Regions from separate parts of the Homo sapiens genome. Here region 1 is linked to region 2. A link is a contact called in ENCODE Hi-C or POLR2A ChIA-PET data. All regions are on one chromosome and are shown on one strand. Each heading gives the region's core, a stretch centred on a gene start or an enhancer-like site at or near the end of the contact. The rest is flanking DNA. Distances are from core to core; before and after follow the strand shown. Region 1 overlaps MED16 (mediator complex subunit 16). Region 2 holds the start of WDR18 (WD repeat domain 18).

Evidence for each region. Hi-C counts contacts between places; a loop is a spot of excess contacts on that map. ChIA-PET counts read pairs that join two places held with the same protein, here RNA polymerase II (POLR2A). Pooled maps may share reads with other maps.
Region 1: a loop to region 2 is called in a pooled map, with 2.5 times the contacts of the local background. The contact joins the enhancer-like site here to the promoter of WDR18 in region 2. A Hi-C loop is called at or near these places in 39 of 168 maps with a recorded cell type or tissue (A673, B cell, CD14-positive monocyte and 29 more), 36 of 37 single-sample maps with no recorded cell type and 31 of 50 pooled maps. POLR2A ChIA-PET finds 5 or more read pairs at or near these places in 21 of 52 experiments (A673, B cell, BJ and 17 more).

What each region holds. Positions count from the first base shown.
Region 1 is chr19:871,566-876,713 of GRCh38, reverse strand. MED16 (mediator complex subunit 16) reads left to right here. Exons shown (of 16, transcript NM_005481.3): 10 at 1,260-1,470; 11 at 3,132-3,265; 12 at 4,596-4,788. Among named protein-coding and RNA genes, the nearest start is that of CFD, 14 kb to the right of the region's middle. RefSeq lists an enhancer at 4,912-5,148. Within about 2 kb of position 3,898, at least 15 of the 41 ENCODE cell types and tissues checked have a DNase peak (open chromatin) inside an H3K27ac peak, as active enhancers do; they include CD4-positive, alpha-beta T cell, CD8-positive, alpha-beta T cell, OCI-LY7 and 5 more, where a contact is called at or near this core.
Region 2 is chr19:978,870-986,213 of GRCh38, reverse strand. It overlaps WDR18 (WD repeat domain 18), which reads right to left and starts at 1,869. Exons shown (of 10, transcript NM_024100.4): 1 at 1,651-1,869; 2 at 239-349. The coding sequence starts at 1,860. RefSeq lists enhancers at 1,550-1,729, 1,760-1,909, 1,334-2,275, 5,464-5,608, 5,559-6,149, silencers at 1,960-2,049, 3,214-3,603 and a cis regulatory region at 5,530-5,543.

The sequences.
Region 1 (5,148 bases), core at 2,649-5,148, 110 kb after region 2:
GGAGGGGTTTCCCTGCGGCAGGTTGGGGGCTCTATGGCAGGCGGAGGGCAAGAGGGGCAGGTAGCCTGTGGCAGGTGAGGCTGCGTGTGGGGTGTGCTCCCAGAGGCCCGTCCAGGAAAGCTGCACCTCAGAGAAGCAGTTTCCTTCCTTACCTGGGAAGTTTCTTCTGTAACACGTTAAGCCCCACAGGTAAGGCCTGATCCCCCCTGGACGGCTCCCCTCTCCAGTGTTCCCAGTCTGGAGGTATCTTTCTAAGCCATCCTCTCAGAATGTGATGGGTACCAGGATGCACACCCGGTGGCCCTGTGGTGTGAGGCCTCAGCAAACACGGTCAGAAGATGAACACACAGAGACCCGCCCGTCGGAAGGAGAGGAGGGAGCGGATACGGAGGCCCACGTGCCAGAAGGGTCCCTTGCAGTGGTGTGGTTATGTGCCTGCAATCCCAGAGTGTCCTCGAAGGACCTCAGATCTAACGAGCTCAGCCGGCAGCTGCACGTGGGACCAGCCCTCTGAGCTTCACTTGTTTTCCTCTGTGCCATCAGAAACCAATACGAAGATAAAATGGGAAAAAAAAAATCCCATTCACGGCACAGCCTGCCGAGAAACGCGTGAGACCCAGGCGGGGGCTGCGAGGCTAAACCCCAGCGTGGCTGGGATCCGTAGCCAGTGACAGCGCTAGTGATGGCGAGACCTCGCCCTCTCCCTCCTTGGGCCGTCGCTGTGTGCCAAGCGTTTCATTTTTGTTTTTAGTTGTTTCTATTTTTTGTAGAGATGGGGTGTCCTACGTTGCACAGGCTCTCCAACTCCCAGCCTCCAGGAATCCTCCAGCCTCAGCCTCCCAAAATGCTTCAGCTCATTCATTCATTCTCTCTAGACCAGGGTCTCCCCGTAGGCACCACAGACATCGGGGGCTGGAGCAGCCTCTGGGATGGGGGTGTCCTGTTGAGCAGCCTCCCCAGCCTCCACCCGTTACTTGGCAGGGGCACCCCCAGTGGTGACAACTAAAAATATCTCCAGACATCACCAGGGGCCCCCACCAGAGGCAGAGCCGCTCCCAGCTGAGAACCCAGCACCTGGTCCTGTGCGCCTGGTCTTCCGCACCTGTTTTGCCATGAGGTTGCTGAGGTGCAGAGGCGAAGCAGCTTGCCCAGCTGACCGAGCGCCTGGTGTCAGAGTCGAACTGCTCTTCTCCTCAGCTGGAGCCTTGGCGGGCGCCTCTGCTCCGGCCCCTTGGGGTGACCTGGCTTCCTGCCCTCAGGTCCTCTCCACCCGGATCCTGGCCATGAAGGCCTCGCTCTGCAAGCTGTCGCCCTGCACGGTGACCCGCGTGTGCGACTACCACACCAAGCTCTTCCTCATCGCCATCAGCTCCACCCTGAAGTCGCTGCTGCGCCCCCACTTTCTCAACACGCCTGACAAGAGCCCCGGCGACCGGCTGACCGAGATCTGCACCAAGATCACCGACGTCGGTGGGTCCTTTTCCACGCCCGGGGCCTCGAGGTTTCTTTCATCTATTTATTTTATTTTTATTTATTTTTTTTACTCTTTTGAGATAGGGTCTTACTCTGTTGCCCAGGCTGGAGTGCAGTGGTGCGATCTCAGCTCACTGCAGCCTCCGCCTCTCTGGTTCAAGTGATTCTCCTGCCTCAGCCTCCCAAGTAGCTGGGATTACAGGCACGTGCCACCACGCCCGGCTGATTTTTTGTATTTTTAGTAGAGACGGGGTTTCACCATGTTGGCCAGGCTGGTCTCGAACTCTTGACCTCAAATGATCCGCCCGCCTCGGCCTCCTAAAGTGCTGGGATATAGCCTAAAGGCTGGGATTACACCACACCCAGGCTTTTAGAGACGGTCTCACTGTGTCATCCAGGTTGCAGCACGGTGACGCAGTCCCAGCTCAGCGCAGCCTCTGCCTTCTGGGCTCAAGCAATCTCGCCTCAGCCTCTGGAGTAGCTGGGATTACAGACACGTGCCACCACACCCGGTTTTTAATTTTTTGTAGCAACAGGGTCTCACTGTGTTGCCCAGGCTGGTCTTGACCACCTGAGCTCAAGCGATCCTTTCACCTCTCTCTACTCCTGGGGGCTGAGACGCTCCCAGGCCGACACCCGGCACCCGGGTCCTGTGCAGGCAGGTCTGCTCCTCCTTCCGTTTTGCCGTAAGGGGACTGAGGCAGAAAGGCTAAGCAGCTTGCCCAGGCTCACCCAGCACGTGGTGTCCTACTCGCCTCTGCCTCCCAAAGCGCTGGGATTACAGGCGTGAGCCACTGTGCCTGGCAGGCTGTTTCTTTTAAAAATTAGGGTTGCTGGGCGTGGCGACTCGTGTGTAATCCCAGCACTTTGGGAGGCCAACGCGGGCTGATCACGAGGTCAGGAGATCGAGATCATCCTGGCTAACACGGTGAAACCCCGTCTCTACTAAAAATACAAAAATCAGCCGGGCGTGGTGGCGGGCGCCTGTAGTCCCAGCTACTCGGGAGGCTGAGGCAGGAGAATGGCGTGAACCCGGGAGGCGGAGCTTGCAGTGAGCTGAGATCACCCCACTGCACTCCAGCCTGGGCGACAGAGTGAGACTCTGTCTCAAAAAAAAAATTTAGGGTTATCGTTTGTCTGGAGTACCCGGTTGAGTGTGGACACGTGGCACTCCTGGTAGCTGGGAGCCGTGTGCACAGTCATGGTTAGTTCTGTGGGACCACCCTAGTCACCATCCGAGAGGCATCTGTTGGGTGTGTAACCGCCGCCAGCTGCCAGCCGGGGGTGGCTGCAGCTGCACGCTGTGGACATGCCCCTGTGTTCACAGAGTTCACCTCGGAGCAGGGGGCAGATGTGCACCAGCAGGCCGGGCCTGAGCACTGGTGGCCCTGGCATGGGGACCTGCCCACGCCAAGGCCTGCAGGCCGAGAGAAGCTGGTTGGTGCTGAGCACAGCGGCCCCCGGGGGGGGGCAGGCAGTGGGCTCCCAGTTCCTCTCCGTCCGGCAACGCCATCGCCCCCTTCTCGTTCCCGGTGTGGGTCCCCTTGTGTCCTGGTACTGGGTGGGCACTCAGTGCAGGTCGAAGGACCGAGGGGTGCAGTTAGGTCACCCTGTGTGTACAAGAGGCCCGAGCTGACCCGACCCACGTCTCCTTGTAGACATTGACAAGGTCATGATCAACCTCAAGACGGAGGAATTTGTGCTGGACATGAACACACTGCAGGCGCTGCAGCAGCTCTTGCAGTGGGTGGGCGACTTCGTGCTGTACCTGCTGGCCAGCCTACCCAACCAGGTGCGCCATGCTCTCCCCTAAGGCCCCGCCCCCCACCTGGGCCCCCATCTCATCAGGACCCCGCTTCCCTGCCCCTGCCCCTCAAAACCACCTCAGCCCCGCCCCTAGTTGGAGTCCCGCCCCTACTTGGAGTCCCGCCCCTACTTGGAGTCCCGCCCCTGCTTGGAGTCCCACCTCAGCCCCGCCCCTGGTTGGAGTCCCACCCCTACTTGGAGTCCCACTTCCTGAGTCTGTCTCTTCTTAAACCCCCACTTCCTAGCCCTGCCCCACTTCCTAGCCCTGCCCCACTTCCTAGCCCTGCCCCACCTCGGAGCCCTGCCCCATCTCGGAGCCCTGCCCCACCTCGGAGCCCTCCCCCACCTCGGAGCCCTCCCCCACCTCGGAGCCCTGCCCCACCTCGGAGCCCTGCCCCACCTCGGAGCCCTGCCCCACCTCGGAGCCCTCCCCCACCTCGGAGCCCTCCCCCACCTCGGAGCCCTGCCCCACCTCGGAGCCCTCCCCCACCTCGGAGCCCTCCTCTCCATGAAGCCTCTGCTGTAAGAAGCCTTTCCTTGGCCACACCCTTCCTGCCCATTCTCAAAGCCCCGCCTCCCAGGCCCTGCTCCTTCTCAGCCCCACCCCTACACGAAGGCCGGTTCGCCTTGCTTCTGCTGCTGCTGCCCCCACCCCTTACCCTCCCCAGCTCCCTGCGCCTGGGGTGGGCGGCCTTGAAATCAAGTCTCCATCCACACCTCCACCTTCAGTTCTGCGGCTTGTGCGCCCCTGACCAGGGCTCCAACCTCGCCCCCACCCCCCCGCCGGTACACTCTGTCCTGCCCCAGCTGTGATTTCTTCTGCCCCACCCACCCGGCTTCATCCTGCCCTGGGGCCCGCCCTTCTCCACCGCGCCCATCACGGACGGTTTGAAGTCCCTCTCTTCTTTTTGTGGGGCTTTAGGCTGCCAGGGGCCACCCCTGGGGCCTCCCTTCCCTGGTCCTCTCAGCTCCCAGTACAGTCACCAGGGGCCCGGGCCCGCAGCTGTAGGAGGGGGCGGCTGCTCCTCCACGTGCAGGTGGGGATATTGGCCTCAGCCAGAGCCTCGTCTTAGTCTTGTGGACTCTCAGGGATGGGACGACTCTGCAAATGGGGCTGTCCTGGGCCCTGCAGGGCTCTGAGCAGCGTCCCCGGCATCCACCCACTCGGTGCCAGAAGCACCCCAGTCCTGACCACCACAAATGTCCCAGACCCTGCCCATTGCCCCCCGGTCGGGGTTCCACCGACCCCAAGACACTTCATCCCATCGCCATCTGCCCCCCGCCGCCCCAGCCACACCGATGCCTCTTTCGGGCAGGGTTCCCTGCTGAGGCCGGGCCACAGCTTTCTGCGGGACGGCACCTCGCTGGGCATGCTTCGGGAATTGATGGTGGTCATCCGCATCTGGGGCCTTCTGAAGCCCAGCTGCCTGCCCGTGTATACGGCCACCTCGGATACCCAGGACAGCATGTCCCTGCTCTTCCGCCTGCTCACCAAGCTCTGGATCTGCTGTGAGGCACCCCCGCCCGCCCCTCCCCTCTCCCCGCTCCCCGCTCTCCCCTCTCCCCGCTCCCCGCTCCCCGCTCTCCCCTCTCCCCGCTCTCCCCTCTCCCCGCTCTCCCCTCTCCCCGCTCTCCCTTCTCCCCGCTCTCCCCTCTCCCCTCTCCCCGCTCCCCTCTCCCTACCAAAACACAAGTCCTGCCTGAGCCCCCCGCCAGAACATAAGCCCCTGCAGGTGGCAGTGGCTCTGCCTTGATATCTGCTATTTCCCCAGTTCCTAGCACAGGTCCATGCTCTGTGTGGGTGCTTTTGGGATGGCAGCCACTTCCAGGCACCTGTTTGCTGTCTCTCCTTGTCGGGTTGTGTGTATG
Region 2 (7,344 bases), core at 620-3,119:
ACTGGGCTGCACCGGGCTCTATCCAAGCACTCAAGGCAGGATTAGGGCTGGTCTGGGATTCGCAAGTCTCGAGGGGACCTGGAGAAAGGAGGCAGCAGGGTGAAGCTTAGGCTATAACCCCTGAGCAGTCACCCATCCCAGGGCCCCAGGCCGCATGGTTGTTCCCTGGTGCCCTGCAGGCAAAGCTCAGATGGGCTGAGATGTCCTGTGGGAAACGCTCACGCTTTGCTCCTCTTACCTCCCACAGGTGGATGCTTTCTGCAACTCCTGCCAGGACGTAGAGACCATTGGGTGATGCAGTCAGACAGGTGACAGGCCCGGGGCACATGATCTTCTGCTGGAGCTGGTCCTAAGGATGCACAGTCAGCCTCGTGAGCCCCATGCAGGACACGGGAGCTACTACAGCAGTGGAGGGCGAGGGGAGGGGACGCCTGGGCAATGGCTAAGTCAGAGAACCAGGAAGAGGAGTCGGGAGCAGGGTGGTTTGAGCAAATGCATGGTCCAGCAAGGAAGTGTTCGCCCCTGCAAGAGGCTTCGAGGCTGGAGGTGGTAGATGTGAGGTTGGTGCTTCCTCTGAGGGTCAGAGGGGCCCTGGGTGGGAGGAGTACAGGAACAGAACAAAGAGGATCCAGAAGGACACTGGGGCCCAAGAGCCCAGTAGGCTTGTGCCCCAATCCTTCTATCCATAATGTCCAACCTAAGACCCCAAGCCTCAGCTTCCTCCTCTCTAAAATGGGAAAACTCAGCCGGGCGTGGTGGCTCACGGCTGTAATCCCAGCACTTTGGGAGGCTGAGGTGGGCAGATCACTTGAGGTCAGGAGTTCGAGACCAGCCTGGCCAACATGGTGAAACCCTGCCTCTACAAAAAATACAAATGTGGGCCGGGTGTGGTGGTTGGTGCGGGCCTGTAGTTGCAGCTACTCAGGAGGCTGAGGCCCGAGAATCGCTTGAACCCTAGAGGCAGAGGCTGCAGTGAGCCGAGATCGCACCACTGCACTCCAGCCTCAGCGACAGAGTGAGACCCTGTCTCAAAACTAAAATAAAATGGGAGAAATTTATGAGTTGTGTGTAGACTCCATCAGGCAATGCTGGAGCACAGAGCCAGTCCCAAGAGATCTCAGCGGGCACACGGGGGAAGCGAGTAGCTTCAGGGACTGGCTGCATTTGGGCTTGGGAGTAGAGGGGAAACTGTGGGCGACGGTGAGTATCTGTTGCTTTATTGGAGGAATAAACATGAGTTTCCTGCGCCACCCCTTCATGGGAGACTCCCCCAGACCTTGGTCCTTCTCCCTTTTCCTCCAGAACCACAACATCCACAGAGCTCATAGGCCCCTTTTAATCAAATTTCGCGCTCCAAGAACTCGTGCATGCGCAATTGCCCCAAGGGACCCCCCGGAGCGTCTCCCATTTTCCCCCACTGCCCCCATAGCAGCTCAGGCCTGAGCCCCGCGCGTGCGCAGAGCGGCCTAACAGGTCGCACGTATCTCCCCAAAGCCCCCAGACCCGCGCATGCGCAGAGCGCCCGAACGGAGACCACCTCCCCTCCCCACGCCAATTCCGACTAAGGGTGCACGCGGCCCCCACCAACCCATCCCCCGACTTCAGCCTCGGGCGCCCCATGACCCCAGCAGCGAGACCGCACCGCCGCACCTTCCGCTGGAGCTCCCAGGCGCTGATGTAATTCTTGCCCAGCTGCGCCGCCAGCAGATACTCGCCATTGAGCAGCGCCAGGCCGCGGGGTCCCGCCTGGCCGCCGCGGTAGGTGAGCAGGTTGGCGCCCGAGTGAAGTTCCCACACGATGCAGCTCCACATCGGGGCCGCCGAGTCCGTACACACGGCCACCTCCATGGGCGCCGCCATCTTGCCTTCCCCACCGCCCCGGACGTGCGTCATCATGAGCGAGACGCGGACGACTGCCCCACGCGGGCCAGAGCGGCGGCCCCGCGGCCCCAGCGGGTGGCCGACCCGCGCATGCGCCCGTGCCTCGGAGAGAGGGGCTTTCTTGTGAAGTGGGATTTCCCGCTTACCTGAGACTCGAGGGTCGCGCGGCCTGCTTAGAGATCTGGGGAGGCGACTTCTTCCAAGGCCCAGGGTCTCCGGCGATCAGTTAGTAGCTCTAGAGCCGGGGTACCTGACTTGGCCTTTTCCTCCTGGGCATTTTTGGCCAAGTGACTCAAGCTCTTGGATTCATTTATTTTTAAATGTTCAAATAATAAAGTTCCGACGTCACAGGCCTAAATGACACATTGCGCCTAAAAGAGAGAGCGCACACCCAGCAACATGGCTAGTTGGCGATGAATACATTGGAATTCACTGCTTCCTTATTTATTTAGTTTTGTAGAGCCAGGGTCTCACTGTCCTGCCCAGGCTGGCCTCGAACTCCTGAGCTCAAGTGATCCTCCCAGCTCGGCCTGCCAAAGTGCTGGGATTACAGGCGTGAGCCACCGCGCCCGGCCCAGTGTTTCCTTATTGGTCGACATCTGCCTCCCCCTTGACCCCTCTTTAGGGGCCTCAACATCTAAATTATTAGTCGGATAGCTTGGTGTAGGTCAAACAAGTCGCCAGTTCTGTCCGAGCCAAGCAGGGTCTAACTTCATGTCACGGCTGCCCGTCACGGACCATGTCTGAAAACGGCATTCAAAAAAAAAAAAAGGCCGGGCGCTTTGGCTCAGGCCTGTAATCCCAGCACTTTGGGAGGCCGAGGTGGGTGGATTACCTGAGATCAGGAGTTCGAGACTACCCTGGCCAACATGGCGAAACCCCGTCTTTACAAAAAGTACAAAAAGCCGGGCGTGGTGGGAGGCTGAGGCAGGAGAATCGCTTGAACCCGGGAGGCGGAGGTCTCAGTGAGCCGAGATCCCAGGCACTCCAGCCTGGGCGAATGAGACTCTGTCTCAAAGAAAAACATATATCTATTATTTATTTATACTAAATATATATCTAGTAGAGATGGGGGGTCTCACTGTGTTGCTCAGGCTGGTCTCCAACACCTGGGCTTAGGCCTTGGCCTCTTAAACCGCTGGGATTACAGGCTTCAGCCACAACGTCCGGCCTAAAAACAGTATGATTTAAAATGTGCAATTAGTTGCCAACCCCTTAAAAAGGGATAAAAAGGGAGCATTCATTTAAAAGTCGGGATTTCCGCCCGGGGGTTGCAGCTGACCTGGGTCGTGTGCCCTCGAGCAGCAAGAGGCAGGGGCTGGAGGCTGCATGCGGGGTGCGGTCCCCGGAGGCGGTGCGACTCCTGGTCCGCGGCTCCCGGCGGAGGGCACGGCCGGGGCAGGAGGCTGGTGCCAGAGCGTGCGGCGCCGCAGCCCCGCTGGCCGCCAGGTGGCAGGCGCGAGCCACCGACCCCGAGCCCAGGCCAGAGGGAGGGCGGCCCCGGGGACCCGCCTGGTCGGCAGGAGGGGCCGTTTGAGCGGGGAGCCAGCGACCCCCAGAGAACCGTGTGCGGGGCAGGCCCGTGCGAAGGCCCTGGGGCAGGACCACGGAGCGGGGCCGGGCCGTGCAGGGCCGTGTGAACGAGGCCTGGATTTCATTTTATCCTGGGAGGGAGGGAGGGAGTCCAATCCAAGGACCTGCTGTGCCTCCAGAGTTTCCTCCAACCTCATTTTTATTTTCTTTCTTTATTTTGCGACAGTCTTGCTCTGTGGCCCAGGTTGGAGTGCAATGGTGCGATCTCGGCTCACTGCTACCTCTGCCTCCCGGGTTCAAGCGATTCTCCTGTCTCAGCCTCCCGAGTAGCTGGGATTACAGGTGTGAGCCGCCACGCCCAGCTAAGTTTTGTATTTTTAGTAGAGACGGAGTTTCACCACGTTGGCCAGGCTGGTCTCGAACTCCTGACCTCAGGTGATCTGCCCGTCTCGGCCTCTCAAAGTGCTGGGATTACAGGCGTCAGCTACTGAGGCCGGCCTCCAACATTATTTAAAAAACATTATTTAAAAAAATCGGCGGGGCGTGGTGGCTCCGGCCTGTAATCCCAGCACTTTGGGAGACCGAGGTGGGTGGATCACGAGATCAAGATCATCCTGGATAACAAGGTGAAACCCGTCTCTACTAAAAATACAAAAATTAGCTGGGCACAGTGGTGCATGCCTGTAATCCCAGCTACTCGGGAGGCTGAGGCAGGAGAATCGTGCAATCATGGCTCACTGTAGTCTCCAATTCCTGGGCTCAAGCCATCCTCCCACCTCAGCTTCCCGAGTAGCTGGAACCATAGGAACCACACTCAACTAATTTTGTGCTTTTTTTTTTTCTTTTTTTGCAGCGACAGGGTCTTGCTTTATTGCCCAGCTGGTCTTAAACTCCCGGGCTCAAATGATGCTCCCACCTTGGCCTCCCGAAGGGTTGGGATTACAGACATGAGCCACTGTGCCTGGCCTTGTTTTAATTTTTACTTTATTTATTTTTGTTTTTTGTAGACAAGCAGGAGAGGTGGATCTCACTCTGTTGCCCAGGCTGGAGTGCAGTGGCGTGATCTCAGCTCACTTCGACCTCCGCCTCCTGGCTTCAAGTGGTTTTCCTGCCTCAGCCTCCTGAATAGCTGGCATTGCAGGTGTTCACCACCACGCCCGGCTAATTTTTGTAGTTTTAGTAGAGACGGGGTTTCACCATGTTGGCCAGGCTGGTCTCGAACACCTGACCTCAGGTGATCCACCTGCCTCAGCCTCCCAAAGTGCTGGGATTACAGGCGTGAGGCACCGCACCTGGCCTTTTTTTTCATTTTTCTTTTTCTTTTTTTCTTTTGAAATTGAGTCTTGCTCTTGTTGCCCAGGCTGGAGTGCAATGGCACAATCAGCTCACTGCAACCTCCGCCTTCTGGTTTCCAGCGATTCTCCTGCCTCACCCTCCGGAGTAGCTGGGACTACAGGCATGTGCCACCATGCCCGGCTAATTTATTTTGTATTTTTAGTAGAGACGGGGTTTCACCATGTTGGCCAGGCTGGTCTCAAACTCCTGACCTCGTGATTTGCCCGCCTCAGCCTCCCAAAGTGCTGGGATTACAGGCGTGAGCCACTGCGCCTGGTTCATTTTTAGTTTTTCTTAACAGAGTCTGGCCCTGTCGCCCAGGCTGGAGTGCAGTGGTACCGTCATAGCTCACTGCAGCCTCAACCTCCAGGGCTCAAGCGATCCTCCCACCTTAGCCTCCCGGGACCACAGGTGCACACCACCACACCTGACTAGCGTTTTAATTTTTCATAGATAGGGGCTCTCGCCGTGTTGCCCAGGCTGGTCTTGAACTCCTGGGTTGAAACCATCCTCCTTCCTCGACCTCCCAGGGTGCTGGGATTACAGGCATGAGCCACCGCCTGGCCCAGCCTGGAAGTTTTTAAATTCCCGGGTTCCAGGACACCCAGCAGACCGGGCAGGTGTGGGCTGCTGCCACAGGCAGGAGAGGGCAGGGGCAGCAGGAAGTCGATGGACTACAGTCTCCACCTTCTCACAGGCCTCCTGCTGCGGCCCAGCCCGAGCCAGGCCTTCCTCCCCTCCTCCCCTCCCTGGGGACGTGGCCAGGCCAGGCTGCAGTGTGAGGTCAGAGGTCACCCCGCCCCCAGCCTGGTTCCTGGAATGAGGACAGACTAATCGTGTTGGAGCAGGGGACAGAAGCCACACTTTGGGGGCATCTCCAGACCACCCAGCGGCCGGATCTCGTTGGTGCCAGCTGGAGGTTGTGAAGGGGGGGTAACCAGGAAGGGGAAACTGAGGCACAGAGGCAGGAACGTTCCCCTCGGGGTGTAAGGCCCTCATTCTCCATCCCCTGCACATTTATGGAGCACCGCCAGTTTGCAGGCACTGATGAACCCAGCCAGACCCCAGTCGGCTTGGCTGCCCCGGTCCTGGCCCCACAGACCCAGCAGCTGCGGCCGTCCCGCGGCAGCCCCATCATTACCTATGCCAGTGGGGAGAGCAGCAGCCGGCTCTGGTAGCCCTCTGCTTTTGGAAGCGTCTCAGCCGCCGCCTCTCCAGTCTGGACTCTTGGCTGGCTCCGAAAATCGGCTATCAGAGGAGGGTTTGAGCTTCACCTCCGGGAGCCTCCCGCCCTCCTAGCAAGCACCTAGCAGGCGGCCCAGGGAGGTGGCTGGGCTCTGAGAGGCTAGGGGGTGGCTGGGCCCTTCCTGGGCTGGGGAGGAGGTGAGGGGCTGAGTCCATCCCTGGCTGGGGAGGGAGGTGGGGGCCTGGGGAGGAGGTGGGGGGCTGAGTCCCTCCTTGGCTGGGGAGGGAGGTGGGGGCCTGGGGAGGAGGTGGGGGGCTGAGTCCCTCCTTGGCTGGGGAGGGAGGTGGGGGCCTGGGGAGGAGGTGGGGGGCTGAGTCCCTCCTTGGCTGGGGAGGGAGGTGGGGGCCTGGGGAGGAGGTGGGGGGCTGAGTCCCTCCCTGGCTGGGGAGAGGTGGGGGCCTGGGGAGGAGGTGGGGGGCTGAGTCCCTCCCTGGCTGGGGAGAGCTGGGGGCTGAGTCCCTCCCTCCCAGGCTGGGGAACTCAGAGGTGCACCCCCTCCCTGACTCCCCGCCTCTGAGGCCCTCAGCTGCGGGTGAACAAGCAGGGCCTGACGATCCAGTTTGGGGTGGGGGCTTTCCCAGGGTTCTTCCCTCCTCTCCCTGGGGCCGGCGGGCTCCTCCAGGCAGTGAGTGGGACTCCATCTCCGGGACGCAGGGTTTGGCAGACTCATTTCTGGCTGGAATGGAAAATGCCATTTTCCCTTCCGGGGCCAGGGTCTAACGTGGGTTTCAGGAACCAACCGGCTGGGACAGGTGTGGGGGTGTTGTTGGTCCCTCGCCTCCAACACAGCCCTGGGGAGGGACGTGTCCCGGCCAGCCTCGGCCAGGATGGTGCGCGGGAGGCCGGGCAGCTGAGTCTGGGCCTGTCCACCTCCAGCCACGCTGACCCTCCTCCAGTCACGTCCCCTGGGCGTGGGCAATGGGAGGGTGGACAGTGGGTTAGGCGGCCCAGGAAACCCTTTCCTGGGAAAACGTTGCAATACCACTTTCTTTGGGTTTGTGGGCTAAGAACGAGAGGCCTTTTATTTTTTAATTTTTAATTAATTAATTAGTTAATGTTTTTAGAGACGGAGTCTCGCTCTATCACCCAGGCTGGAGTGCAGTGGCGTGATCTCGACTCACTGCAAGCTCCGCCTCTGGGTTCATGCCATTCCCCTGCCTCAGCCTCCCTGAGTAGCTGGGACTACAGGCGCCCGCCACTACGCCCAGCTAATTTCTTGTATTTTTAGTAGAGACGGGGTTTCACCATATTGGCCAGGCTGGTCTCGATCTCCTGACCTCGTGATCCACCCGCCTCGGCCTCCCAAAGGGCTGGGATTACAGGCATGAGCCACCACGCCCGGCCTAATT